7 separate regions of the Mus musculus genome follow, and all the other regions are linked to region 7. Evidence: chromatin loops called from intact Hi-C (ENCODE). Cell type or tissue: left cerebral cortex. All regions are shown on one strand.

What was found. A loop is a pair of places that touch in the nucleus more often than their neighbours do. Peaks named below come from ENCODE experiments on the same cell type or tissue, not always from the same donor. Only the 100,000 strongest peaks of a DNase experiment are listed, where the experiment ranks them.
Region 1: a loop joins it to region 7, with 3 times the contacts of the local background. A loop is called at or near these places in 5 of 42 quality-filtered maps.
Region 2: a loop joins it to region 7, with 2.4 times the contacts of the local background. A loop is called at or near these places in 4 of 42 quality-filtered maps.
Region 3: a loop joins it to region 7, with 3 times the contacts of the local background. A loop is called at or near these places in 8 of 42 quality-filtered maps.
Region 4: a loop joins it to region 7, with 8 times the contacts of the local background. A loop is called at or near these places in 41 of 42 quality-filtered maps.
Region 5: it touches region 7 in a loop (2.4-fold over the local background); 6 of 42 quality-filtered maps call a loop at or near these places.
Region 6: a loop joins it to region 7, with 7 times the contacts of the local background. A loop is called at or near these places in 39 of 42 quality-filtered maps.

What each region holds. Positions count from the first base shown.
Region 1 is chr15:11,969,739-11,973,738 of GRCm38, reverse strand. 1700047G03Rik (RIKEN cDNA 1700047G03 gene) reads right to left here. Exons shown (of 3, transcript NR_040447.1): 3 at 3,656-4,000. Among named protein-coding and RNA genes, the nearest start is that of 1700047G03Rik, 4.7 kb to the right of the region's middle. In left cerebral cortex, a CTCF peak has its summit at 1,709 (motif pointing left); DNase peaks (open chromatin) are centred at 1,680 and 2,766.
Region 2 is chr15:12,207,104-12,211,103 of GRCm38, reverse strand. The region is part of intron 1 of Mtmr12 (myotubularin related protein 12); the gene reads right to left. Among named protein-coding and RNA genes, the nearest start is that of Mtmr12, 4.1 kb to the right of the region's middle. In left cerebral cortex, no CTCF peak of the experiment used is centred here; DNase peaks (open chromatin) are centred at 1,990 and 3,311; H3K4me3 peaks cover 518 bases; H3K27ac peaks cover 1,468 bases.
Region 3 is chr15:12,272,256-12,276,255 of GRCm38, reverse strand. No RefSeq gene overlaps it. Among named protein-coding and RNA genes, the nearest start is that of Gm52210, 46 kb to the left of the region's middle. In left cerebral cortex, a CTCF peak has its summit at 1,702 (motif pointing left); a DNase peak (open chromatin) is centred at 1,687.
Region 4 is chr15:12,584,562-12,588,561 of GRCm38, reverse strand. All of the region lies in intron 3 of Pdzd2 (PDZ domain containing 2), which reads left to right. Among named protein-coding and RNA genes, the nearest start is that of Gm41273, 65 kb to the left of the region's middle. In left cerebral cortex, a CTCF peak has its summit at 2,233 (motif pointing left); DNase peaks (open chromatin) are centred at 1,295 and 2,218.
Region 5 is chr15:12,687,657-12,691,656 of GRCm38, reverse strand. All of the region lies in intron 2 of Pdzd2 (PDZ domain containing 2), which reads left to right. Among named protein-coding and RNA genes, the nearest start is that of Gm41273, 38 kb to the right of the region's middle. In left cerebral cortex, a CTCF peak has its summit at 1,737 (motif pointing left); DNase peaks (open chromatin) are centred at 1,443 and 1,679.
Region 6 is chr15:12,369,665-12,373,664 of GRCm38, reverse strand. It overlaps Pdzd2 (PDZ domain containing 2), which reads left to right. Exons shown (of 26, transcript NM_001081064.2): 21 at 1-1,218; 22 at 1,959-2,076. Among named protein-coding and RNA genes, the nearest start is that of Golph3, 50 kb to the right of the region's middle. In left cerebral cortex, a CTCF peak has its summit at 2,343 (motif pointing left); DNase peaks (open chromatin) are centred at 2,322 and 3,455.
Region 7 is chr15:12,793,313-12,797,312 of GRCm38, reverse strand. No RefSeq gene overlaps it. Among named protein-coding and RNA genes, the nearest start is that of Gm41274, 3.2 kb to the left of the region's middle. In left cerebral cortex, a CTCF peak has its summit at 1,723 (motif pointing right); DNase peaks (open chromatin) are centred at 1,042, 1,727 and 3,306; H3K27ac peaks cover 1,768 bases.

The DNA.
Region 1 (4,000 bases), 820 kb after region 7:
CCTGACCCTTACGCTTCACTGTACTAGACACTTGGACTCTTTTTCCCACCTCAGTTACTTCGGGCTTGGTTTTACATTCATAAACTCCAAACCTATGAGAAATTTGAACAAATGGTTATAGGAAACCAATCTGGCTTCAATTTATGACTACTTTACGATGAGGTATACAGCTTGCGAGTAGCCAAATGGAAGGGTTGGCGGAGCATCTTTGTCTTCCCTGAGGGCTCCCGCTCCTGACACCATAGTATTCGCCAACACAGGTCTGGAAGTCCGTCCCCACCCCCCCCCACCCCCCCCATGTAGTACATTTGTAGTACATGAGAAATTTGAACAAATGGTTATAGGAAACATATTCTTCACTCGTTAATTCACAATGTTTTTTGTCTTGCTGTTTGAAAATAAATTGTAGATATATCTACGCACACATGTATGCTTCCATGTTTCCACTGAAAGAGTTTGGAGGTAAAGTACTTTTCCAAAACCGCCTGTAGTGGTTTGAATGAGAATGGCCCCCCTTGGGCTCCTAGGTTTGAATGCTTGGTCTAGTTACTGAAGCGTTTGGGGAAGGATTGGGAGGCATGGCCTTGCTGGAGATAATGTTACTAGAGGTAGGCTTTGAGAGTTCAAAAGCCCAGGCCGATCTCAATCTCTCTGCCAGATGCAAGCCCTCAGCGATTGTTCTAGTGGCATGCCTGCCTGGGCTAGCCTTTTCTTCTTTTGAGACATATTTGTTGTGCGGCCCGGAGTAACTTCACATTCACAAGCCTCCTGCTCAGTCAACCAAGTGCTGAGAGTTCAGGTTTGCCCTGCTATGTCTGGCTTCAATTTATGACTACTTTACGATGAGGTATACAGCTTGCGAGTAGCCAAATGGAAGGGTTGGCGGAGCATCTTTGTCTTCCCTGAGGGCTCTCGCTCCTGACACCATAGTATTCGCCAACACAGGTCTGGAAGTTCCCCCCATGTAGTACATTTCTGTGGAGTGCCTTAGTTCTTTCCCCTTTAAGGTGATTAGACACTCTGGCAAAAGCAACTTGAGGAAGAAAGGGTTTGTTTTAAGGTTACAGTTGGCAGAGTGTGTTCCTACCATGTTCAACCCGCAAGCTTGGTTGCAAGATTACCTGAGCAAACCAGGTGGAAGTCAGTGAATGTGGAAGTCTGAAATGTGGCCAGGGCAGATATACAGGCAGGAAATGGGACTCCTGGTCCCAAGCGCCAGTTGGAAGCCTTATTGCAGGAGGTGGTGGCACACTTGACTATTGGCAGGTTCCATTCTCCTCCCTGTCTGGTGCAGACGTCTTTGAGGAAGCGTCTGTTGAAAAAGGTCTTGATGATTTATAAAAGCATCAGGCCGAGGAACTACTGTTGCTGATCGTCAGGTGGACTCTTCAGAACTCGATTCTCTATTTGTGACTGGAAAATTTGGACTCTTCTTGCTTTTTTTTTTTTTTTTTTTTTTTTTTTGTAGCGCCAATAGATGTTTAAACATAGGTGTGGCCTATGAATGGCTGCCTAGGAAGCCAGACGTATCGTGAGCTATGAATTAATACTGTGTACAGGGAGTTTCTTGATGGCTTTGGATCACACACTCAAGAGAGCTCCGTGCAAGGAAATCTGGAAAGTTCGTGCTGTGTCACACTTGAGACAGCTCTACCGCAGCTCAAGGAGCACGCAAGCAACAGGGAGACGGTCCTGCAGCACCACCTGGTGGCTAGGAAGGGGATAGAACGGTGACCACACTGGTCAAACTGGTGAAATAGATGATTTCCAGTCAGCTCGGGACCAGAACAAAACACAGCACAGAACACAACAAATATTAGATGAAAAACAAATAAACAAACAAACAAAAAATAAAGACATAATTTTTATTATTAAACCTGTCAAACTTTAACACTTCAGTTAATATAACTTCAATAAAAAAAGACAAGGAGGGCTGGTGAGATGGCTCAGTGGTTAAGAGCACCCGACTGACTGCTCTTCCAAAGGTCCGGAGTTCAAATCCCAGCAACCACATGGTGGCTCACGACCATCCGTAATCTGAGATCTGACGCCCTCTTCTGGAGTGTCTGAAGACAGCTACAGTGTACTTACATATAACCAATAAATAAATCTTAAAAAAAAAAAAAAGACAAGGAAAAAGCTGACCAATTTGTTCATAAAACGGATGGGAAAGTTGGAGTGTAGTGGCCACATCTTCATTATAAACGCTCTGATGTGATTTTGAACAAATGCCATAAATATAAATATTGCTTTACAGTAACAAATGAACTTGTTTCTTTTTAAAATGTATCTAAGTTAGCTGAGTTTGGTGGCATATGGCTGTAGTCCCTGACATTTAGGAAGCTGAGGCAGTGGGACTTTGAGTTTGAGGTCAGCCTGGGTTACATAGTAAATTCCAGGCTAGCCTGAGCTACAAGAGGAAGACTGTCCAAAAAAAAAAAAAAAAAAAAAAAAAAAAAAAAGCAAACCTGGGGAAAAGATCCGTTATAAATTAAATTGATGACGTTTCCACCTATGGGGATAACGTATGTTTTAAAAAGCATGGCAAAGAAATTGGCTCACAGGGTAGATTTAGCACAAGCTGAAAACACTTTAAGGGCATCCTTAGCAAACAGAGTATTAATTTTAAAATTTTATGTAGAACGAACAAGTCAGGCTACATGCATTTTCATAAGTCATCTCTAATCTTGGATCAGCCAGCTTGAGTAACTTTTATCCAGAATACACTTGTCTCTCCTCAAGCTCTAACTTTGCAGGAGTCCTCTATCCCTGTTAGATTTTCAAGTGAGCGAGACTCAGATTATGTGGCGTTCATTTAGCTTTAGTGCGGTCACGGGGTAAACCACCCTACTACACTTCTCTAGCGAGGCTGGCTACTTCCCCAGCTCTGCTCCCCAGATACTTGCTGTTTGAGTCTTTCTAGGCTATTTCTGCTCCAGCTGTCTGTCCTGGCAGACCCTTTGACTCTGGCGCGTGTTCCTGGTCCATCGAGTCTAATGGAGCTCTCCTCCTCTCCCTTCTTCTTTCTCCTCTGTGCTCTCTCTCGCCCCCTTTCTCCTTCTCCTCTTGGTCCCTGCCTGTGATCCCTGCCTGGTAACTAAAACCCTGCCGCCTCCTACTCTCCCCAGGAATTTACCACTTTTATTTAACCTATAGATTTAAATTGGGGAACAAGGTTTACCCAACAAAGGCTGGCATATGTGGGAATTCTTGGGGCAGCCAGATCTTGGAGTACAGAATTTAGCATTTGAATGCACAGCAGCACCAGGCCACCCCCAACCGTTACTTGTGTTGGTTCTTAGATATTATTTGCCACTGAAAAATATGTTGTGTGGAACTCTTAAAATAATTGAAAATACTGAATAATTGAAAATACAGGAAGATAAGTGATGAAAAGATGAAGCTAGGGACACCAGGGGCTACACTTGTGAATTCTCAGCAACCTACTGACTAAACATGGGCTGGTTACAGAAGACACAAATAGACATGCTAACTTGGGTGAGGTTGGGGTGGTCGGGTGGGGTGGCCCAAGAAGATCCAACCCTACATGAAGAACTACAGGCTACTCTACGTTGCCGAGAGAAGGAAGAGCACGCCTGCTGGCTATCCAATACCGTGTGGTCAGCCCTGAAAAGCATATATACATGTAACATTATGCAGACAGAACAGGTTGTATTTGTATGTTTAGTAATATATATGCATAAACATATTTGCATGAAATGACAGTTAATAGAGGAAGGGGGACCATTTTCTTGAAAGTGAGCAAAGAGGGGTATATGGGAAGGCTCAGAGGGTGGAAAGGGAAGGGGGAAATGATGTGATTATAATCTCAAAAAAAATAATAAAAAATATAACTGCTGCTAGCTCACTCCCTTAAAATGTATGAAGACATCTAAGGGAAGAGTATTTAAGACACTCAACAGACCTTCCCGGTAACCACGCCCTCTCGGCCCACCACTGTCGCTGCTATGATCTGGTGCTGTGGCCTCACATGGGGAGT
Region 2 (4,000 bases), 590 kb after region 7:
CCTGACAACCTGTGCTCAATGCCTGGGGCCTAAACTATGGGAGGGAAGAACCAACTCCTCAAAGTGATCCTCTGTACACCTGCCGAGGTGCGCTCAGGAGTGCACGTGTGTGCACATGTGCTAAATTTAAATGTAATAAAAACATCAAAAATGAACACACATAAGCCAGGTGGTGGTGCCTGTCTTTAATCCCGGCACTCAGGACACAGAGGTAGGCGGACCTCTGAGTTGAAGGCCAGCCTGGACTAAAGAGTGAGGTTCAGGACAGCCAGGGCTCTGTCTACACCTCCCCACCATAACGCAAAAAAAAAAGAAACAAATAAACAAAAGACTAATGCATCTAAATTCTGCCTTTAAAAGTATTTTTATGAGCCAAGTGGTGGTGGCACATGCCTTTAATCCCAGCACTTGGAAGGCAGGGGCAAGTGGATCTCTGTGAGTTCGAGGTCAGCCTGGTCTACTGAGTGAATTCCAAGACAGCCAAGCTAAAGAAAAAAGACCTCGTCTCAAAACAAACAAACAAAAAACAAAACAAAAACAAAAACCCCAAACCAAAACAAAACCAAATAGCAAAGTATTTTTACTATTAGGACCGGGTAGGATGTCTGTTTTAGGATAAGCTATAATTTATTCTTCCTAGTATTTAGCCATCAAAGCCATCAAAGTCAGTGATCAGCAGAAACACACCTCAAGCTGGCCATGGTGGTGCACATCTGAAACCACAACACTCAGGAGGCTACCGCAGGAGGGTCTTGATTTCCAGATCAACCTGGAGAGTTGGGGCTATTTAGGGAGACAGTGACTCAAAATACATATAAGACAACGTGTTTTCCATTTCACTGTGTCTACTTTGTAGAGTGCTATAGCTCGACTGGATGCCTATCTCTGGGTGCTTGGTAGACTCAGCAGATGCTGTGTACACATCTGCTGAATTAGAAAACAAAGCCTCTAGACACTGCAATAAACACAAGGTCCCTGTACCTGCTCAGTAAGTCTCCCAGATTAGCACCTAACAAAAGCCACGGAGGAAACTCACGGAAAGACATCAAGGAGAAAGCACTGCAGTGCGCTACATGCGCCATATGTGGACAAGCCTGTTCTGCTAATCAAAGTTCTCTGAGTCCACAAAAACAAGGGAAAGAAGACCGAGGCACAGCCAGACCGTCCCGGTTAAACACTGTGTGGTAGGATCAAAATGCTGGCAATACACAGGTTCTCTTCTGAAACTTACAGACTCATGGCTCACCAAAGAAATGGGCCTAAGTAAGGACTAGGAAACGATGTGTTTGTCTCCTTAGATAAAAAGAAGACGAGATAAAGAGGAAAGGCATGGCTATGGCTCTTCTTGCCTTTTCTCCCTGTTTCGGAGCTTCTAGTGCTGTGATCAAACATTCTGACCAAAGCACAGTGGGGAAGAAAGGCTTTGTCCGGCCCACCTTCTAGGTCACAGTCCATCACTGAGGGAACTTTGTGGAGGGGTGCTGCTCCCTGGCTTGCTCCTAATGCCTTGCTCTGCCTGCTTTCTTATACACTCAGGACCATACAAAACCTTTCCTGAGTCCCTGTGGGCCTGGCTCGGCCCCGTCACTGCTGGCTCTTTAGGAGACAGTTCTTTGTTCAGTAATCCTGTGCCCCAGTGCAAGGTCATTTAACCCTGCAGGCTCAGTTTACATATCTGTAAAATGGAAGACAAATTATATTTTCTTCCCAATCTTAAAAAAAAAAAAAAAATCCACAAAACAAGTCTCTGGTACTATTATTAGGATCTCCAAGCCAAACACTGACTAAACTCCATGAGCAAGTACATTTTAACCATATTTGGAATGCCACGCAAACATGGGTGTCTGTAGCAGCCCTTTGAGAACTATTTTCCAGGTCAGTTTTAAAGACCACACAAGCAGCACAAAGCTTCTATTTAGCATCCATCACATCACAAGGGACTGTGCTTCTGTCAAAGCAGGTCTGCCTCCTAGCACTGCCTGGCTGGCTGACTGTACAAGCCTCTGAACCCGTCGCTGCACATCCGCACAGCTATCTAAGCCTTAAAACTGACCAGGAGGCCTGGGGAGACGCCTCGGCAGTGAAGAATATTCGCTGCTCTTGCAGAAAGCCTGGATCCAGTTCCTAGCTCCCAAATGGTGACTCACAACCATCTATAACTCCAGTTCCGGGGCATCAGATGATCTCCTCTGACCTCCTCGGGCACCAGGACACATGCAGTACACGTGCAAGGGAAACACTCACACACAAAAATAAAATGGACCTATCTTATAATGTCAAGGCGGCTCAGCAAAGAACTCTCAGTACGGTTGAAGAATCAGAACTGTCACGCAGCGTTGGTTTCTAAATCCCAAATCCTCCCATCAGTCACTCTGGCTGTTTGTGTTGCCCAGCCTTTCCCATCACTGTGTCTTCCCTGAGACACAAAGCCTGCCTGTGCCTTAACAACGGGCATGGAGAGGTGTTTACAATGTGCACTTTTGGTTTAAAAAGCAGCTGAGATTATGACTGGTAATATTAGTTCCATTTTGGTAAGCCCCATCCAAAGCCACATGCTGTGCACATACATCTAACAGGATGCATTATAATTAGCAAGTTTGTAATCTCTTAATATATGTACATATGTATAATTTAAAGAGTATGTGTACGTGTGTGGGTGATCACATGCCATAATGCAGAAGTCAAAGGACAACTTGTAGAAACGGCTCTCTCCTTCCACACCATTAGGGCCCACTCAAGTGCTCAGGCTTGGCAGCAAGGTCCTCTGCCCATTGTGTGGCTGGCACTGTTTTTTTTAAAGTTTCTGTGTGTGTGTGTGAAAGTCTGCCACAAGTGTGTATCTTAGGAGGCCAGAAGAGTGACTCAGGTGCCCTGGAACTGGAGTTACAGTGGTGAGGTACTGAGAACCAAACTTCGGTCCTCTGCAAGGCCTAACAACAACCAGCACAAGCTTCTAACTTGTACTTATTTTTTGCATAACTTCATCTCATTTTTCTACAATGAACACTGTGGCTTCTGACATAGAAAGTCACACAGGCTTCCCATTTTCACATGAAAAGTGATTTTGTGCTCAAGCTATCACCAGATGCCCCCCTGGAACAGAGCTCAACATCTCTGCTGCACACTGCTAGACATTCCTTGCAACCTGTGCCTGAGGCTGAGTGAAGACAGTAGAGCTGAGATGTTTCTAGGCATCTGCTATCAAGTAGCAAGGTGGGCCCAGATTCCTGCCTCCTGCAGATCTCGGCTTCCCTCTGAAGAGATTACAGAACACGAGCAAAGGTCCTGTGCTGTGATTCGGGATCTTACCCGTCAGCCTCACTGACTTAGACAAATCAATGACAAACCAGTTCCGGTTACTCTGGCACAGACCCCAAAGCCAGAGTTAACCATTACCCTTCATGTTAGGCTGTCATTTGCAGTCCTTTTGGATCACAAGAGGGAAAAATATGATCATGTTTAACAACTTCAGTGCTGACTCTTGACAGACCGTGCTCTGCCTTAGTGAAGGCTTCTGCCTCTGGAGTTCCCACTTCTGATCAGCAGGACCAGGCGTAACTGCATTAAAAGGTGAAAGGGTTCTGGCCACCGACGTCATCCGCCAACAAGAAAGCATCTCAGAAACTGCAAACTCACCAGCTAGGAAAAGTGGTACAAAGAAAGGCGGGCTGGCCTGGGGCTCAGTGGTAGAATACTTGTTTATCATGGTGGAGGCCTGTGTTCTCTCTCCAGAACTGCATGCAGGGAAAAGGGGTGTCAGGTGACAATGGGTCTCTACAGAGTGGTATGGTTCAGAGTGGGATAGCTAAACACCCAAAATAAAACACACACACACCACACCACCCGCAGGACACACAAGGCAGGCAGATAGTACAATCAAAGATGAAGAAGAGTAAAAATAGTGGATGCCAGTCTTCATAAAAGTGCTCTGAGGCTCTCCCAAGGTGACCCAGAAAGGTATCAGACTCAGGGCTCTGGGTCACACGCAAGCAACATCTCA
Region 3 (4,000 bases), 520 kb after region 7:
GACCAAGAACACTTTAAGAAAAGGCTCCTCTGTCCATGAGGATTGAGATCAAACAGCATCTTTAATGTCAGCCTTGACACATGCACAAAATGCTTTCTACCTTGAATAATAGCAATTCAGAGTTTGAATGGATACACACACACACACACACACACACACACACACACACACATGAAATCAAGCCAAAAAATGTGACTATGTTAAGACGAATCACTGAAAGTATATGGGGACATGACAAGAGGGGACCAGAGGAGGAAAAGGTTGAGAACTGTAGTCTAGACAGCAGAAGATAAGCCGAGAGACCAAGAGAATAGAGAAAAGGGGCTGGGGGAGGGGACAACATTCCTTCCTCAACTTCCAAATGACCACCCACATCGACCACTTTCCTCTTTTCTGAATTCCATCATATCCTTCTGGGGTCAGGTAGCTTGGTAAGGCTGGGGCATCTCTTCTTCCTTAAATGACCAATATACTACTGTATGTATTTCCCCTCCTTTGTCTCCAATTATTTCTAGGAGGATTTAAACTTCTTCCTAAATTAGAAACTTCCCGAATACAAAACCTATAGCCAGGCATGGTGGTACATGCCTTTAATGCCAGAACTCCGGAGGCAGAGGTAGGGAGATCTCTGTGAGTTTGAGGCCAGCCTGGTCTACATAGTGAGTTCCAGGTCTGGGAGGGCTTCATAGTGAGACCCTGTCTCAAAAGAAACAAAGGAAATGCCTATCAAATAACACAAGCTTTAACCCGGCTTAGTTTTCCAACTGTCACAAAGTAACCACGGACCATCAGACAGCCATGGCCACTTGGTTACTTTTTCCCACTTCCCTTTTTCTCTTTCTTTTCACTTGCCAGAGATTGAATCCAGGAGCCTTGCAGTGCTAGCTGGGGTATCCTACCACTGAGTTACATCACAAGCCTCTGTGTTCTGTTGTTTTGATGTAAATTTAAGTACAATGAAACACCTGCCCACTCCCCCCAACTCCAGTCAAGGTTGTCCAAGGCTGCCCTGGTTTAGAGCTCAGAAATTTGCCTGCCTCTGCCTCCCAAGTGTTGGGATGATTAAAGGCATGCGCCACCACGCCCAGCCTATTTATTTATTATATGTAAGTACACTGTAGCTGTCTATCTTCAGAAGATGACATCAGATGTCATTGCAGATGGTTGTGAGCCACCATGTTGTTGCTGGGATTTGAACTCAGGACCTTCAGAAGAGCAGCCAGTGCTCTTAACGGCTGAGCCATCTCTCCAGCCCTACTGAGTCCTTTCTTATCCAGCCCTGTCTTCACCTGAATTCTTGGAAGCCTCAGCAGATTCACCTACAAACTGGATCAGTTTGGGCACAGGCTCTTTCATCCCTCTTGGTCAAACAATTGTAAAATCTATCAGGCTCCTGAGGGGTAAGCTGTGGCATGCCTGCATTCTTTCCCTACCCAGGAAAGGCATGCACTGTGCCTGTTTTGCTGGGGTATAGCAAGCACTGCACTCACGATGCTCACACTGCTGTGAAGGTTTTTTTTGGGGGGGGGGGGGTGTTGGTGTTGGTTTTTGTTGGAGGTGGTGGTGGTGGTTTTCAAAATAGGGTTTTTCTGTGTAGCCTTGGCTATCCTGGAACGCTAGACCAGGCTGTCCTCAAACTCTTAAGAGATCTGCCTCCTAAATGGTGGGATCAAAGCTGTGTGCTGCCATCTCCCGGCTGTGAAGAGGGGTTTTTGAATATACCTTCACTTAGGACTCAAAGGCAACAGCTTTTTGTTTTGTAAGACTATAAAGTTTATTTTTATAAGTGGCCAAAAGGCTCATAATTTCCACAACTATACACTTCATACTCTTTAATTACTGAAGACAAGACTATAATCTAAACCACAAAGTAGGCTACCAATGCCTGTTGTTAAAGCATTAAACCACCAATTGAACAAGATACTTTCCTCTTGAATATTTAAATACATGTAAATTGTATGCAAAACACTGGCTGCATTACCCAGGCCAGTCAGGCTTTCAATTTCACTGGTAAACACTAGGATACTTCTCTGGCAAATGGGAATCCAGGCAAACAGGACACTTCTCCTTTCCCTATCCTAGTATTTTTCAGGGTGGTGTATGGCCTTTAGCAAGGGTTGCTGGGAGATTCCTGATAGACCTATGAATTAGTGTCTTCGATGCTATTTATTACAAAGTACCTCCCCTCCTCCTCCCCCAAAAGGGGGGGAGGGATGGTTTATCTTGGCTCACAATTTGAAGGTACAGTCCTCCATGGCAGCAAGCCCATCAGGTGGCTGGACACGAGTGAGCAGTCAGACAGCAGGGATGGCTGGTGCTTAGCTGGCTTTCTCATTTTGTTTGGCCTAGGCTCCACCAGCTCAGGGACTACTATTGCCCAGGCTCAGGGTGTGCCCTCCATTTCAGTTAAACCTCTTAGGAAATGGCGGCACACACAAGCCCTTAAGTGTTGCCTATGTGTACATGTGCACGCGATTCCAGATGCTTGGCTCCAATCTGTCCTGCCCCAAGGATGGCGCTGTAAATATGGACCATAATAACGGTGTAACCATTGCCCTGAACAGCCCCTCTTTGACTACGGATCAGAGGAGCTCAGAAAATGGGCTTTAGTCAGGTTATAGTCTGTCCCACGGAAGGTCAGGAGGAAGCATGAAGCACGGGGCTAGCTCTCAACAGGAACCATCTCCTATTGTCCTTTCTGGACAGGAAACACTCCATTTTATCCCTTCATTAAATGCTTTCCACACCCTTGGCCAAAACCAAGAAAGGAACGAAACTGAGAGACCACAGATTGCACAAGACGGAGAGATGGGGGAATAAGAAAGCTGTGTCTTTCAAGAATATAACAAATATCTAAGAAAGAAGTCTGGGAAGGGGGCTGAGGGAGAGATGCTGGAGAGACGGCTCAGTGGTTAAGGACACTTGCTGCTCTCAAAGAGGATCTGGGTTTAGTTCCCAGCACTCACATGGTGGTTTCACAACCACCTGTGACTTGTTTCATATGATCTGATGGCCTCTTTTTGTCTGCAGGTAACAGGCACACATGTGGTACATATCTAACACACATGCAGGCAAACACAAATGCATATAATATAAAAGTCAGTCGGTCTTTACAAAATAAGTCTGAGTGGCAACAAGAGCCTATTTAAGATTCCAGGAGAGTGTCAGGCAAGGCTGGCTTTCTGGACACAGGAGGGGTTAGCCAGACTGGGAAGGGTGTTCCAGGTGTGGACCAGCAAAGGCAGGGGAAGCCGGATCTGCAGGTGGGATAGGTCAAAGAAACAATCCAGAACAAAACGAGCAACATGTTCCAACTCAGTGTTAAACAAACTACATAACACTCTTCTCCTAGGTCATTTGCTCAGGACAAGCTCACCTTTCACATCTGGAAAGAAAAACAAAGCTGGTTTCCCTGCTTTATGAACTCAGGTCCCTTCCAGCAAGAAGTCAAACTGAGACATCATCATCTATCTATGATAGACGACCCCCCTCAGGGCAAAGATGCTGCACTAGCTCATTTCAAGGACACACAAGCCCTTTCTTTCACTCACCCAATTACCTTGTCTTCAGATAGCTAGAAACCACACTTACTTACTTTGTGTGGGGACACAAGACAAGAGGGTATGTGTGGAGGTCACAAGACAATTTAAAGGGGTCAGTTCTTTCTGTTGGGTCCTGGGGACTGAACTAGGGCCCTAAGACTTGGTGGCAAGTTCCTGTACCTGCTGAGCCATCTATCTCATCAACCCTCTTCAGAGCATCTTATTATCATTTGGAATTTTGAGTATTTGTCTGGATGCTGGTTGCCTATCACCAGCCAACCACACGAGTGTTCATACATGCATATACGCAGAGGATAGGAAAGGGTGGAGGTGTGGGGGTTCCTGGAAAGCACAGCTTTGTGCTTCCCTGGGCTCTGCCTGCTGTGGGGCCTGCCAGAACCCAGGACACGTTTATCAAGTCCTGAACGAATGAGGAGGATAAACTAGGAGCAGACCGT
Region 4 (4,000 bases), 210 kb after region 7:
ATGTCACATTCCCCGCCCCTTAAAGACAAAGCTGGTAATTACATGGCAGAAGCCTCTGTTTATAAAATTCTTGGCTACCATTCTGGAAAAGATGGGATTTTTCAAAATGTTCCGAAATGTTACTTCTGTTTGGTGCAGGAAGAAATGGGGAAGGTTTTTAGATTAGTTCCTACAAGGAATATTCTGTAACCCTAGTCACCCCCTCCACTAGCTCTCTATAAGTAAACCAGATCTGTTCCCTGGAGACAGATTATTCCAAATTGGTAACAAAATGTGGAATTAATTAAGATGGAGCCCATATACCCCGACAAGAACAAATGGACTTTTCTGAAACGTAAAGAGGCCCACGTTTCGTTTTTAAAATGTTTTTGTTTTCAGAATGTGGGCTTTGGAAATTTTTATAGGTTAATAAATGTGAACATAGCACAGTCCAGAGGACACAGGCCTTCTAAGGAGTCAGGGCGACTTCCAGAAGCCTTGTGACTGTTCCCTTGGCATGGGAGGCTGACTCTGTTTTCCTAATAAGAGCTGCTTGGTGGGTGAGAGAAGATGATTTATCGACACGGTGACTATGTAGCTGGCACAAGGAAGATACCCAGTCCAGAGGATCTTTTAGCATCTCGCCCATCCAGCCTTGGGCAACCTGAACCCACAGCACAAGTCACAACAGAGAATAGGCCTTTGAGTTGGAACGAAAGAACCTCAAACCCTGCCAGCTCCTCAGACACAAGAGATGATAGTGACAGGACAGTGGTCCCCTTTATCCATGGACAGTCCCTTACCCTGTACTGATGGGCTATATTTATGGCAAAATTTAGTATGTATTAAATATAGCGAAAGGTTAGCCACCATAAGTAATATTTAAATAGGACGATCATAACAGATTACTGTAAGTTATGTGGATGTGCTTTCTCTCTCAAAATATCTCGCTGTCCTGAAGGTTTTTGACCTTTTTGACCACAAGTAATTGAAACCTTGGATTAGCAGTGAGCTATTTTACTGTGTAGCTTCAATGGTCTGGGTGCTGGCCACTTAAGTCAAAGACACATACAGGCATAGGGTCTTAAGTGCTCCAGCCACGATAGTGCCAATGTGTTCCTGGAGTATGAGGAGTCTGTACGATCCCAGAAGAAAATCTCACTGGGCAGATATAGGCCAGACATACTCAAGGTGACTGGCCAAATGGCACAGAGACACGCCATGCAATAAAGAGTAGCTGAGTATCAGCCCTAGCCAGCAGCAGCCTTCAATCCCCTCTGCCTCCAAATCATGTGTAAAAATAAATTTAGGGTTGGTACAATCTTAGACTGGTTACCCATGGCAACCTTGAGTTCTGTCTGGATTAAAGCAGATTTAGGCAGAGTGTCAAGAGGGTATGAGAAGGTGTTACTTGGAGAAATGACTGCAGGTGGTGATGTAGTAGGAGACAGAGAGAAAGGAAGATTCTCCAATTATAGCTTTATAATATGGTCCCTGGGGCCGCTTAGCACAGGGTCTTGTCTCCCTGCATGTGTGCCCAGAGGCACCTAGTACTCCATGCAAGACTATATATATAGTCTATAGGTGGTGACCTAGAGATATTAACGAAAGGTTAAATTTTACTCAGCATGCTCTCTAAGAAGATTTCCATTGCAGAAAGTTAAAAGGAAAACAAATTTCAGCATTTACAATTCAATTATCTGGAAAATTGGCCACGTGGAACAGCCCATTCCCCTAAGGATGTAGGCTGAAAGAAACAGCCCATGACCCACATGGTACCCAGCTCCATTCTTTTCAGCCTGCTGCCTTCTCGTGCAAGTTCTTTTCATGGCTTGGTTTCTGGAATCTCTTCCAGCTCATTCAAGTCCTACTTTCTGGTATCACGGAAGAAACTAAGACTCGGGGGAGTTCTTTCCTGAGGTCATCTATCTTCCCAGAGATCAAGTTTATGCCTTTGACTCAGAGTCAATAACTTTTTTTTTTCAAACCCATAAATAATAACAAATGGCATTGGATAGTTTTCTATATCCTGTAGTTTGTGATCAAAACAAATAGAAAGTTAAGTTTCTCTACATTTCATACAAAAGCAGGGGTCACACCCTAAAAACCTCCCGTCTCATAGGTGTAGCTTGTAGCAACTTGGTGACAAGAGTCATTGCTGCTGTTGGAAAGAAGCACGGAGCTTGCTTTCCCTAGATTTCTAAGTGCCACCAGGCCAAGGCAGTGGAGAATCTGAGAGCCGTCGTCTGCCATCTTGTGGTTGAAATCAAGCACTGTGAGAGAGTGTGCTGGAGCTGTCTGTCCCCCAGCTGGGTGTGCTTCACAGCTGTGCTCTTCAGGCTGAGGTCTCTGCTGAGTCGCCCCTCCTGAACCATACTGAGTCACCAAAATGTGCTGTTTCCCCAACTTTCATTCCTGCCCTTCCCCCCAGTTCCCACAGAAGACGAGACAGTGATTGCATGACCCACCCTGCTGGGCTCTTCAAGATGAATAAAGGAGTCCCCAGAGTCTTTAACGCCAGCTTCTAGTTTCTCTGTCCTGAAACTCACTCTGTAGACCAGGCTAGCCACAGACTCAGCCTGTCTCTGCTCTTGAATGCTGGGATTAAAGGTGTGCCACTACTGCCTAGACCAGAAATTTCTTTTAAGGTAAATCAGGTAACCAAGTCTCTAGCGTTATAGTGACTAATCGAGTGAGTTCTTAGAAAAAGCTGGCCGTGTCTGTAAACACTTATCAACAGGCATTTATTGAGTGACATTTCAGGGTCCACTGTTTTTGGCTTTTGAGACAGGCCCATGCTGATCACAAACTCACTATATAGCAGCAGAGGCTGACCTCTAACTTCAGACACTCTTGCTTCTGCCTCCTGAGTGCTGGAGTCACAGGCATGTACTGCCAGGCCTGCTCGATGTGATGCTGGGGCCTGAACCCAGGCTTTCATGCCTGCTTCATCCCCAGCCCTGGGTCCACTTGCTTTTGGGACGGAAGAGATGATATGAGATGGGAGACTTTCTCTGATACAGTGCTCTATCCTGTGATATGACACTTCGTCCAGACGCCCGTGATGCACTGCTCAATGCAGACACCCGTGATATGGCCCTCCATCCTGATGCCAGTAACACAACATTTCATCCAGCCATCCATGACACAGCGCTCTATCCAGACATCCATGACGCAGCGCTCCATCCAGACGCCTGTGACGCAGCGCACCATGCAGATGCCTGTGACGCAGCCCACCATGCAGACGCCTGTGACGCAGCGCACCATGCAGATGTGCTTCCTTTCCTTCCAACCACCTGCTTCGCTGATACCTGACTTGGAACTGAATGCCGGTGCGGCCATACACTCCCACCCAGGAAGAGGAAACCCCCAATGCCTCACTTCAGATACCCACTTCTAAACTGTTAGAAGTACTTCTAGGAATTGCTGTCACTAGGAAGCATAAGGAGGGAGGCATCTGGCGTGATTAAAGTACTACTGTCTGACTTCATACCCTCCCCCGTGGGCATTTCTGAGTCTTTTGCAGGAAGGCTGACTTCTGCTTCACCTTTCTTACTTGAGTATTGAACGCGTTTGAGCATTTCTGTTCTCTCATGTTTGGGTACTAAATGTCCCCAAGTGATTTTCAATTTTTCTTTCACAAGAGGGTCTTTGAAATCCAAGCTTTGGTGCCTGGATTACCTCTTACCCTCTCTTAGAGACTTCTGAAGGGAGGCAAGACACCTCACAGCCTGGCTTTCACAGAAATAGAAAGCCAAGGCTCTATCTTTCCTTGTTCACTTTGTGTAGCTTTGAGAAGGGCCAGTATTGTAAGGACCCATGTGTATACAATTTAAACTACAACCAGTCAGGCATGGTGGCACACACCTTTAATCCCAGAATTTGGGAGGCAGAAGTAGGTGAATCCCTGATTTTGAGAACAGCCTGGTCTACAGAGTGAGTTCCAGGACAGCTGATAGCCTCAAAAACAATTTGAGGCTGTATCCCAGTGGTAGCTCACTTTCCTGGCATTCATCAAGAC
Region 5 (4,000 bases), 110 kb after region 7:
TCCCTTGCCCAGTTGCAGGGAGCATTACACATCCCTTAGATATATCTGTCACTATGGCTGTCTTCCTCTGCTGCCTCTGCCTCACGCCTATGTCTGGTTGCCTTCTGCTTTTCTTGTAAGTGTATGTGGTGTAGCATGTCAGGAAAGCCTGGATGATACAAGCTAAGTATCTCCTTTCATGATCCTTAACTTCATCATGTTGGGAAAGACCCTTTTCCCAAATAATATGACATTCACAGGTTCTCACAACTGAGATATGGATACCAGAGGGGACCACCATCCAGCCATCCCTAAGAGGTAAATACTGTCTGTATGATTATGGTGGTCATGCTGGGAAGAGCAATACAAAGCAGGACAGAAGCGCTTGCACATCCAGGGTTCTGACAGGTCGTCCTCAGAGGTGCTACCCAGAGAAGTCCAGACTCTGGTCTGATTCAGCTGCCTACCCTTCACTTATAATGGGAGGTTGAGGCAGAGAGATCAGGATTTTGGAGTTATCCTCAGTTAGATAGTGAGTTTGAGTCTACCTTGCGCAAAAGTGAAAGCCTGTCTCAAGTAAAATGCAAACCAAAAAAAACTATAAACAAAAAAATGTATTTATTTATTTATGTATTTATTTATGTATTTATTTGTTTGTTTGTTTGTTTGTTTATGTATATGGGTGTTAGCCTGTGGGTATGTATGTGTGCCATGTGCATGACTGGTACCTGAGGAGGCCAGAGGAAGACATTGGATCCTGTGGAACAGATGGTTGTGAGCTGCCATATGGGTGCTGGGAACCGAACCCAGGTCTTCTGAAAGAGCAGCAGATGCAATTAAATCACAGAGCCATCTCTCCAGTCCCTTAATACCTTTATATATATACATATAGATAGATAGATATAGATATAGATATAGATATAGATATAGATATAGATATAGATATAGATATAGATATAGATATAGATATAGATATCCTCCTGCCCCAGCCTCCCAAATATTGGGACCTCTGACTGATGTGTGCTAGTGCAGTTCACCTCCCTGTGCTTCCTAACTAAACCCAAAGTAACTTTCATTTCCAGACCCATAGATTCTGGACTCCTCTGACCCTAATAGAACACCTAATGGTAATATATATAAATATATATATATTAAATATATATATATGTTTTGTTTTCCTTCAGCTTTCCCCCCAAGATCCCTTTCAGTGTAGGCCTTGGCACACACAACCATAGATGTTTATTTATTTGCAAAGCCTCCCTCCCACTACACCATAAACTGTGCAGGCAGGGAGAACCACTTTGTATTTGTGAGGGACGTCCAGGCCCAGATTTTGTTCCTACCTCCTCCTCCTTGTGTTGAGAACAGAAATAGCACTTCACTGATTTCTGCCCAGGCAGTCATCAGAAGTATTTGCTGAAGGATGTGTATTTTACTGACAGCTTCGTGGAGGAGACAGGAGCACAGCTCCCTCAGAATCCTACTGGAAATGGTTTGTGATTCTCTTGCCCAGAGTTCTACATTCCTGCCAGCTGTCTTATCTCTGCCCCCCTCCCCCCCCATCCTTCTCACTTCCACAGACTCTTAAGACAGAAAAAAAAGGGGGAAAAATCAGCATTCCAGGGCTTCCCTGGATTTGTACCGCCTCTAAGCCAAGCAAATATCCACCTGCCATTATTTCTTAAAACTCCTGAAAGGGGCCAGCTATAGCAGTGATGGGCTTAGTTCATTCCACTGCCCCAAGGGATCAACACTGCCCCCTAGAGGGCCTGACAGTGTAGGTGGTGGACTGTATGAATGAATGAAAGGTGAAGTCTGAGCGAGCTGGATGGGATGCTTGGAGGAGATGTTCTTACACGGCAGCCATTGTTTGTCACTTTTAAAATAGGGACTTGCTATGTAGCTCATACTGGTCTCAAATTCATGATCGTCTTGCCCCAGCCTCCCGAATATTGGGACCTCTGGCGTGTGCTAATGCACTTCACCTCCCTGTGCTTCCAAACTGAACCCAAAGTAACTTTCATCTCCAGACCTATAGATTCTGGACTCCTCTGACCCATGAGTACTGGCCAATACAACACCTAATGGTATTGGAATGAATGCCCCCCATCCTGTGATGTGTGTGCCCCTCTCTCATAAACGGTCATGATGTTCCTGATGACCTGAGGGTTGTCACCATAGCACCCCTGAACCCCAGGTCACAGAGATCTGACCTCCCTGCATCAGTTTGCAGAACATGACTAGAGGTTACAACTTGAACCCAATACTAAGTGTCTTAGTCTTTTTTCTATTGCTATCATAAAACACCAATACTGAGGCAACTTGTAAAAGAAAGGGTTTAACACGGAGATCATCGTTCCAAAGGGTTTGAGTTCATGACCATCATGGTGGGGAGCATGGCAGCAGGCAGGCAGGCATAGCACTGGAGCAGTAGCTGGGAGCTGACATCTGGTCCGCAAGCATGAGCCGCTAACTCAGAACAGCATGGGCTTTTGAAATCTCAAAGCCTGCTTCCAGTCATACACTTCTTCCGACAAGGCCACACCTCCCCATCCTTCCCAAACAGTTCTACCAACTAAGAACCAAGTATTCCACCCTATGAGCAATCTCATTTAAACCACCACACTGAGCATAACTCACCTGAGGTCTAACCTTCTCCTGGCATAGAACTGGTACTTTATTGAGAATGACATGAATTCCCCCACACCTCCAACATACACACACAAGATCCCTCCTATCTCAAAATATAGTATATGAAATAATTAAAAATTAACTTTTAAAAATTAAGAACAGAATGAAATGGGCATTGTGAATGCCATCAGACAACAGGAACATTGTGTAGTAAGAAGCTGGGGAAATGGGGAATGACATTAGAATGCTAAATTGCCTCGAATTCTTGCTCTCTGACATAGCCTAGGCTAACTCAAGCAGTGCTTGTATTAAGTCACTTACTAATGGGCCAGACTGAGTAGCTCATGCATTTAGTCCCAGAGGCCAGCTTGGGTCTGCATAGTGAGTTAGTTTCAGGCCAGCTAAGACTACATAGTGAGATCCTGTCTCAAAAAAACAAAAACAAAACAAAGCAAAAACCCCAAAACCTGTCTTATTCATCAGGGAGGGGCTTATGAAATCAGATAGGTGGGAACCCCTATCTGAAAGTAATTGACAGTTGCTGGCTACTGGGGGAAGGAACGTCAGTTTTCTTCAAGGAGGTAGGCATCCTCTTGGTATTGTCAGACTTTTTCTCATGTGTGTTTGCAGAAAATTTATGTTGTTTTGAGTTGGGGAGTGCATTTCTGCCTGATCTACTTTCTAGGCCGTTCCTCTGCCACTGAGCCAGTACAGGATGCTGCGCGGCGTCGGCACAAAAGCCTGAAAGCTGCTTTGTGGTACAGGGAGGTCTCTGAGATGCCTGTATTCTAAACCAAGGAGCCTGGTGACATTGGGACCTAGCAAGGGTGCTCTGCACACTGATGTGACTCCAGGTTCACCATCCAGGGCCAGTCTCTGTCTCCTTTGTCATCTCCTAAGATCGAGTTGCAGGAGATGGGAGCTGCCGGCTTATGATATGAATCCAGATTTTATCAGACTGGCTTTGTTTGGCACCGGAGGGAGAGAAGGGGAGTGGGCCTGGGTGGAAACCAGTAGTAAGCATCTACTAAATGCTAACAGTTTTACATAATAATTCCATTTATTGCTCCTGACATCAGCATGTGAGTCATTATTGTCCCCTTAGTATGATTGAGAGACCAGGGCTTAGGAAGCCAGGAGCTTGCTTTGCCACCAAGAATACCTGCAGCCCCGAGCCATCTGCCTCCAGGGTCCAGGCTTTGGTTTGTGGTGGGGCTGGAGGTAAGAGAAGATGGTTTATCTTTGTTTGGACTGCTTCCAGGGTTGGTGATCGTGAGCTGCTTTGGGGGTCGGTGCTGTTCTACATGGACAAGGTTGCAGGTTTTCGTGTGTCCGCGCCATACACATTGAAGTGTGCTGCCCAAGGGGATGGAAGTAGCATTTATAAGTT
Region 6 (4,000 bases), 420 kb after region 7:
CTCCAAAATGCCAGATTACTCCCAGGGCAAATCAAGCCAAATGCCAGCCTCAGTCGGGGTGCCCAAAAATGGCGTACCCGTAGGCCTGGCCGGAGAAGAGCCCCCCTACTTCACACCAAGGCCAGCCACCAGGACTTATTCCATGCCAGCCCAGTTCTCGAGCCATTTTGGACGAGAAGGTCTTTCCCCACCCAGCCCAAGTCACTCGCCTCAGGACCCCCAGGTCACTGCAATGAGTGGCAGTCTCTCTGAGAAGTCAGCCAAAGGCGTGACTAACGAACAGGGCGTGTACAGTGTGAAACCTCTACTGGAAACACTTAGGAACCCACCACCAGTGGATGTGGGGGATGTCAGTGCGGTCCCCGAGGCAAGCGGCCTCATCCCAGACAAACTCAAAGTCACCAGGAGACACTACTACTGTGAGCAGAGCTGGCCCCATGAATCTACCTCGTTTTTCTCTGTGAAGCAAAGGATCAAGTCTTTCGAGAACCTGGCCAATTCTGACCGGCCTGCGGCCAAGTCTGCCACATCCCCGTTCTTATCCGTGAGCTCCAAGCCTCCCGTTAACAGACGGTCATCTGGCAGCATCACTTCGGGGAGACCCAGTGATGGGACCGCAAGGTCACTGAGACGCAGCTTGAGTTCCTGCAGCGAGAACCAGAGTGAGGCCAGCAGCCTTCTCCCGCAGATGACAAAGTCCCCGTCCAGCGTGACGTTGACTGTCTCCAGGCAGAATCCGCCAGAGACTAATAACAAGGGCCACAGTCCAGACCCAAAGAAATCACTTGTCCCCGTGGGTATTCCCATCTCCACAGGGAGCCCAGCCTCACCCATCAAGAGGAACAAGTCCTCTGTCCGCCATGCCCAGCCCTCCCCAGTGTCCCGATCCAAGCTCCAGGAGCTGAGAGCCTTGAGCATGCCAGACCTGGACAAGCTGTGTAGTGGCGAGGACTACTCTGCCAGCCCAGGGGCTGTGCTCTTTAGAACCCAACTGGAGATAACCCCCAGAAGGTCGCAAGGCTCCCCAGCTACCTCTCCAGCCAGCTCTCCAGCTAGAGGCCACGCGGATGTCAATGGATCAGCCTTCCTTTCGTGTCCTGTGAATGGTGGCAACAGAGTCTACCCCAAAGGAAACAGCTCTCCAACAGTGCCCACTGGATCCAGGGAATGGGGTGAATCTCTGCGGGCCATGCCTTCTGGGAAAAGCTGGTCAGTGAAGTAAGTACCTACCTAAACAAACAGGCTGATTTCCATTGGGAACACTTCCAGGTTTATAAAACAGTTGCAAAGGTAATGAGGGGAGTCCCGAGCTACCTCTCCTCAGCTCCTCCTAACCACTTGCCTTACACAACCCTGGTCCATGAGTGAGAAATGAGGATTTAACCCCGGACAACGAACCATATGCACAAAGCCACAAACTTCAGATCTTGCTGAGTCGATTCCACCAATGTCCTTTCCGATTCTAGGATCCATCCAGATACCACACACTGCATTTCAGTCAGTATCAGTCCTGGAAGCCACATATGCTTGCCAGTGTGTGGCTCTGAGAACAGGAGTAGCATGGGGAAAGGACCGTGCTTCAGGGAGTCTTTGGGGCCCTAAGAACAGCCAGAGTTAAGCAGGGGACTCTCAATGTTTTAAAATGTTCCGCTGGGGCCTCCAATTTCTAAACATGTCAGAAGTTGTCTGTTACGCTCCTGTACTGGTCCCTAAATATCTTAGAGGGATCTCTAGGCTCATTTCCTACACTGTCAGTGAAAGATACTCATGCTGGCCTCGTAGGATTCTCTAGTAAACTGTGGAGCAGAACCGATGCCCAACAGGAGGCAGAAAGGTGGGAAAATACCCACAGCCTGGCAGGAAGACCTTCCAGACGAATCCTTAGGAAATGGAGAGGCTGTTGTTTGTTTGTTTGTTTGTTTAATCTCTGTCCAATGTTTTTTTTATTTTTTACTTAGTTTGGATCAACTCCTTGCCTCAGTGGGGTACCAGCAGAGATTACAGGCCGTTTTATCATTAGTGGGGTCAAAATCCCCCATCCTCCCTCTCATTCAGGAAGCGAAGGCACAATCAGAGGTGAGTGGGGTGCACAGAATGGAGGGATGTGAGTGCAGTGGAGGAGGGGCAGGTGCTGGGCTCAGTCATTGCTCCATGCACTGCCATGCACTGCCATGCGCGGCTGGCCCTTGCTGGCTGCAGTGGGAAATGTTGGAATGGTGTCACTGAAGCAACCGTTCACCAGCCTTTCTATCCAGGGAGCTCAGAGTTTGCAAAGGAAATGCTGAATGCCAGTGAACCACTGTCCCTTTCCGTGTTGACATAAACTAGCAAGCGGTGCCACCTGCTGGTGAAAAGCTCACATTGTTAGACCCACGCTTACGCCCCAGAGTTTAAGAGCGCCTAAACCCCAGCCTGTAAGGTCAAAGATTCAGAATTTAAATGACCCACATGTGACAGTGAACAGTAGTAATAACAAAGACCATGGGTTCCCATCTAGAATGTTCCTCAGGGAACAGTAAGAAATTGAACCTCGACAGATGAATATTTGTTGAGAGCAAGGCAAATAGGAATGTGTGGTGAGATAATAACATTTACATTACGTTTACAAACATTGTTCCCATAACCCCCACATCCTCCTGGGTACCATTTGAGGTTTCTCAGTTAAGCTGCAGCCTTACCATCTCGTGGGCCAGGATGGTGAGGAGATGGGGTTAGGGTGGAGACTGGAAACAGACACCTATCGGTTCCCGCTCCCTTCAGATTCTCAGCCCACTGGGACAGTCAGGACACGCTTCAAAGAATCAACTGCTTTCATTTGGAGTGAAAGGGACTGTTTATCAGCTTGTACCCTCCTTCAGTGGCAGGCATGTGTCACAGGCCACAGGCTCACTCTAAGACATAGTCTCATTCTTTCCAGGAGGCCTCTTCTCTCCAAAGGAAAAAAAAAAAAAAGCCTCAACCAGACACATACATAAGCTATACATTCTCAAAACTGGAGTGCAGACAGAACGCCAGGCGCTGCTATTAGATCGATTCCCTGAACAAGTATACAGTTCCTGCTTGCATTAGAACTCGGGTTTCTTTTCCTGTCTTTTGTTTTCAGTCGATTTGAGAAAGCAGGGAGTGCAAAGCTAGCCCGATCCTGCTATCTGTGTGCTGCATTTCTCTGCTTTCCCCAGAGAGTATGGTGCACTCAAACCAGAATGGCACAAACCAGTGGCCTGTGGCCTTCCGGTGTACCCTGAAAGATGAAAGGGGACAAAATCCAGCCTGCTTTTCTGACTACCACACACCCAAGCTTTGGAAGGAGCTCCCTGTCCATCAGGCATCCCAATGCTGTGCCAAATTTCTTGGGCAAAATCAAGCCTTATCCTCAGCTGCTGGCACACTTGTTTTCCCAAATGCACCCCCCAAATGAATTTAAATAAATGGAAATTTTGATGGCTGTGTGCCTGTTTTAAGATACGCTGTCACTGCTCTAGGGAGTATTCGCCTCTCAACATCTACCTTCCAGGAGATGCACAGAAGACATTCACTAGGCCACACACTCCTGTGCTTGTTTAGAGAGCCTAGTGGTGAGGGTCTCCTTTCTGTCCACCCGTCTAGATGACTGAAGGTGCCCAAGTCTTCATGACTTACCAATAGAACTAAGCGCCCCTCCATTAGGTTTTCTGATCAGCTGACCCAACAGGTGGTTTTCTGCTTCCTTTTCTCTTAACAAATCAGTCCTCAGAGGTTATCATTAGCTTTCTCCAGTAACAGTGTGCTTCTGATCATCTTTTGATGGTTACTTCATGATAAAGCAAGCAGTGTTGAACTTGTTGTTGAATCGTGTCTAAAATGGGGGTGACGACAGATTCTGGACCACTTAACCAGTTGTGTTTAATCTTCTATTTCAAGATATCCTCTGACTGATGCTTCGAAGCAAGGCAGTCTAATGTTATATAACCTAGAAAGCTACGAACGTTCTAGAACACTACTAAGAATGTTCTAGTCTCAT
Region 7 (4,000 bases):
AAGGCCATGCACCTCAGCTACAGAAGACCGGATCTCAAAAAAAAAAGACAACAAAAATCATACATGTTTTCTATGTTATAAAGCAGTATTTGGTCTCATATGCCCACTTCGTTGTTTTTTGTTTTTGTTTTGGTTTTGGTTTTGGTTTGGGTTGTTTTGTTTGTTATTTTTTGTTTTTGGGTTTTTGTTGTTGTTGTTGTTGGTTTGGTTTGGTTTGGTTTTTATACATAATGTTTCTCTGTGTAGCCCGGGCTGTCCTGGGACTCACTCTGTAGACCAGGCTGACCTCATACTCAGAGATCCACCTGCCTCTGCCTCCTGAGAGCTGGGATTACAAGTGTGCGCTCCACTGCCTGGCCAGCACTACTTTTATATTCAGTGAGTTTTCTAGTTAAGATCAATAGTGTGTATTTGGGGGGACTTGGGGGAATTCTAAACACTTAGTAAACACTTTTAGACATGGTGACAGAGATCTTTCTTTTTCTCTTCATTAGTTCCACGTCACAAACAAGGGCACAGAAAGTCAGACTTACTGGCTACCATCTGACTGAATATAAGTAGCATGTGTATTCCCAGAAAAAAATTAATAGATTCTTCGGAAGGCAAAATAATGCTGTTTGCCCCAAAGAGGATATGTTAGTTTATCAAACCTATAAACGGGCTGTGCTATACGGCTGGGGAGGACTGAGGTTGCAGGTAGAGAGCTGAGACAGGAGCATACGGCTGGGGATGCGATACGGCTGGGGAGGACTGAGGTTGCAGGTAGAGAGCTGAGACAGGAGCATATCCTGGTGATGGGCCCAGGGTAATCAGAAGATCCTTGTAAGGGGACGGGGACACAGTGTCAGAACGCTGCACCCCGAGGATGATCCCACTCCCCACGACGGCCCTGCAAACTGTGAAGGGACCACCAGGCAACACAGGCGCAAACTTCAAACCTCGCAAACTTCCGCCAGGCTCTGAGAAGGAATGTGGGTCCTGCTGATACTTTAATTTTAGCCCGCTGAGGTCTATTTCAAATGCATGATTCAAATGCAGGATTATGAAACCGCCTGGGTTGTCTTTAAACTACCAAGCCTGTGATAATTTATGGCAGCAGTGTGGGGACTCAGCAAATGCCTCCGCCAAGCGGTGCTGAGCACTTTGAACTAAGGGAAATTGGAAGGCCTAAGAAGAATTAAGGTCCCTTGTTGTTTCCTTCCCTGACAGTGCAGGGAGAAGCTTTGCTCTGCAGTTCCCTTATCTCCCGATCCGCAGGTCCAACAACAACAAAAAAGCCACACAGTTACCTTCAATCCTCTTACTGAAATTTCATTAACCAAAGAAGATTAAATTCATCAGAGGAAGAGACTGGGGAAAAAAAATCAAATACCACATGTAGAGCCCAGTGACCTTTGACCCAAGCCTTTGACTGTGTGTTTTGTAGGCCATTCAATTCTCCTTTTTAAAAATGTGCTACCCCCTCTACAGCATCCCTCAATTCTCCTCTCCCCTATAAAGCCAGCTACATTGATGTGTGAATCTTACTAAGGTGGTGGCTTCCTGCAAAGCCCTGGTGAGTGTAAGTACACACACCTTTTTCTTTCATCTGTTGATAATTTTTCAGCCAATGGAAAGACTAGGACCCTAGAGAAGTAAGAGAGATTCCTTCCTTCTGTCCTTTAACGGCAATAGTAAATTAACTTAGTACCTTTGCAAATGGCACTACTTCACTGTGTAATTGAGGAGTTTGGACACAAGGTGGCAGTAGACTACCGGATTAAGTAAAGACACAATTTCCTGTTGCTATGGAGGCCAGGTATGTGTGTGTGTGTGTGTGTGTGTGTGTGTGTGTGTGTGTGTGTGTGTGTGTGTGTGTGTGTGTGTGTGTTTGTGTGTGTGTGTGTGTGTGTGTGTGTGTGTGTGTGTGTGTGATGAGTAAAAGAGGTTCCTAGTAAAAATTTGACTCTTCTCTAATTTACCCTTCAGATCTTTCCAGTGCTGTTGGAACTAACAGCAGTCTTGATGAATTTTCCTTTTTTTGGAAATAGTCTGCTGGGCTGATGAATTGAACCTAGGGTTTTGCCAAGATAGGGCTCTACCACTAAGCCACATCCCCAATACTTACTTTTTTGAGGCAGGATCTCTATGTAACCCTCTTGGCTATTGATCTCTGGGACTCTATAACCCAGGATTGTATTCCTTCAGCCTCAGCATCCCTAATAGCCAGAGTTTACAGACCGGAACACCAGCTCCATCTTGAACTCACTATGAAGCTCCAGCTGCCTCCAACTTGAGATTCTCCAGTCGCTGGGACTATAGGCTTGCACCACCACATATCACTCACACTTTAAAACTGATTTTTTTTTTTTTTTGGCAATATTGTTTTATATCCAAATGATGAATTGCGAGTGAACGAAATCACAAGAATATGTGTCACAACTGTAGAACGTTCTGTTTCTAGCGCCTTGAATGCTGATGGCAGCCCATAGCAGATGCCCAATAAATAATTGAATAAAAGAACATCTTGTGCCCGATTTGCATGTATAAAGTGTTGGTTAGGCCTCTTTTCATGCTAACCTGGATAATCTGCAACGTGAAGTGAAATCCCTTTTCCGGGACTTTCAAACGTAGCACTCACTATTCAGGGAGTACTTGTTCGTTGAAGTGGGCTTGCAATGCATTCTTGGTACTAGACACAAAAAAACGAGCCCTTTCTTGCTCTTCAGAGCCTGCTGTGCCCTCTATCTAGGTGTATCCAGTTTTAATGCAACATCCCACAAGCTTTCTGTGCCTCTCTCTCATGTGGGAGTTATTTGTAGGGATCTTGTGGTCAGTGCAGCAGTGGGCCAGAAGTCAAACGCCTGAGGACATAAAGGGCCCTGCATTGTTCAGTGTCCCCTGTGCATACTTTGGGTGCACTGTGCTAACTGCTTCCTCAGGATGAGAGGGACAGGGACCTCTGAGGCCCTCTCCTGCCTCCTGACAAGCCCTCCACGTCAGAGGAGAAAGCAGCGGTAGCAGTGGTAAGACCTCTTTCCTCTATTTTTCATAGCTAAACTGGAACTCCCTATAATAAAAGAAAGATGAACAGGAGAGAAGCAGGCATGTTTATTAACTTAAATCCCTTATACCTCCCGTATATGTGGAAGAAAAAAAGTCTTTAGAGTAGATCTTTTTTTTTTTTTTAGAAAAAGCATTTAACCGTCAGGCCTAAATACTATCAGACTTTGAAACAAAGACTAGAATAAAGGATGACCCAGTTAAGACGGCACGGCCTGGAAAAGCGTCCTAGAACAGATGTACGTTGTTATGTGAATTTAGGTCCTTCTTTTCTTCACTGTGAGGGGGTCAAGCCCAGGCCTTGCATGGGGGGGGGGGTGAGCCCTCCCTCAGGCACACACACACCCAACCCCGCTGCCCCCCCACTCCTTTCTTCCAGGTGCAGAAAAGACACTTTACAAGGGAAACCTCTTTGAGAAACATAACTTTCTCTTACAGATGAGTCGGTCTCCATGTTACTGAGGGCAAACCCAAGTTCACCTTCTAGCTTCTCTGCCTTTCAGTGACTTAAAGGTCCCTAAGCCTGGAGCTGAGCGGGGCAGCCCATGGCTAGTTCCCCACTCGCTTCATTATGGGTGACGTTTCTGGCCTGTGGCTGAAGCCAACAGGTACCCAGGTTGGTTTCCAGGGACCTGAGCACTGTTGTTACTGAGAGCCTCGACTCCATTTGGGCCTGCAGATTCTGAAGGGTTACCAGAACAAGATAAGGCTTAGCATCTGTCTTCATATGGTGTCCATCGCCTTCACTGCCTCTGTCATTTATGAGGCTCTCTTTAGTTCTGCATATGGAGGTGGATTATTTGGTAAGTGTTTTGTTCAGAACTCTAACGCATAATCAGCAGACTTGCCTTGCCTCTCCCTCATGGGGTTTCCTTAAAGGCTTAAGAAACCTATCAGGCTCTATCGGCCACCTATCACATGACTATAGAATATCCTGAGACTCCAGATACCCTAAAAA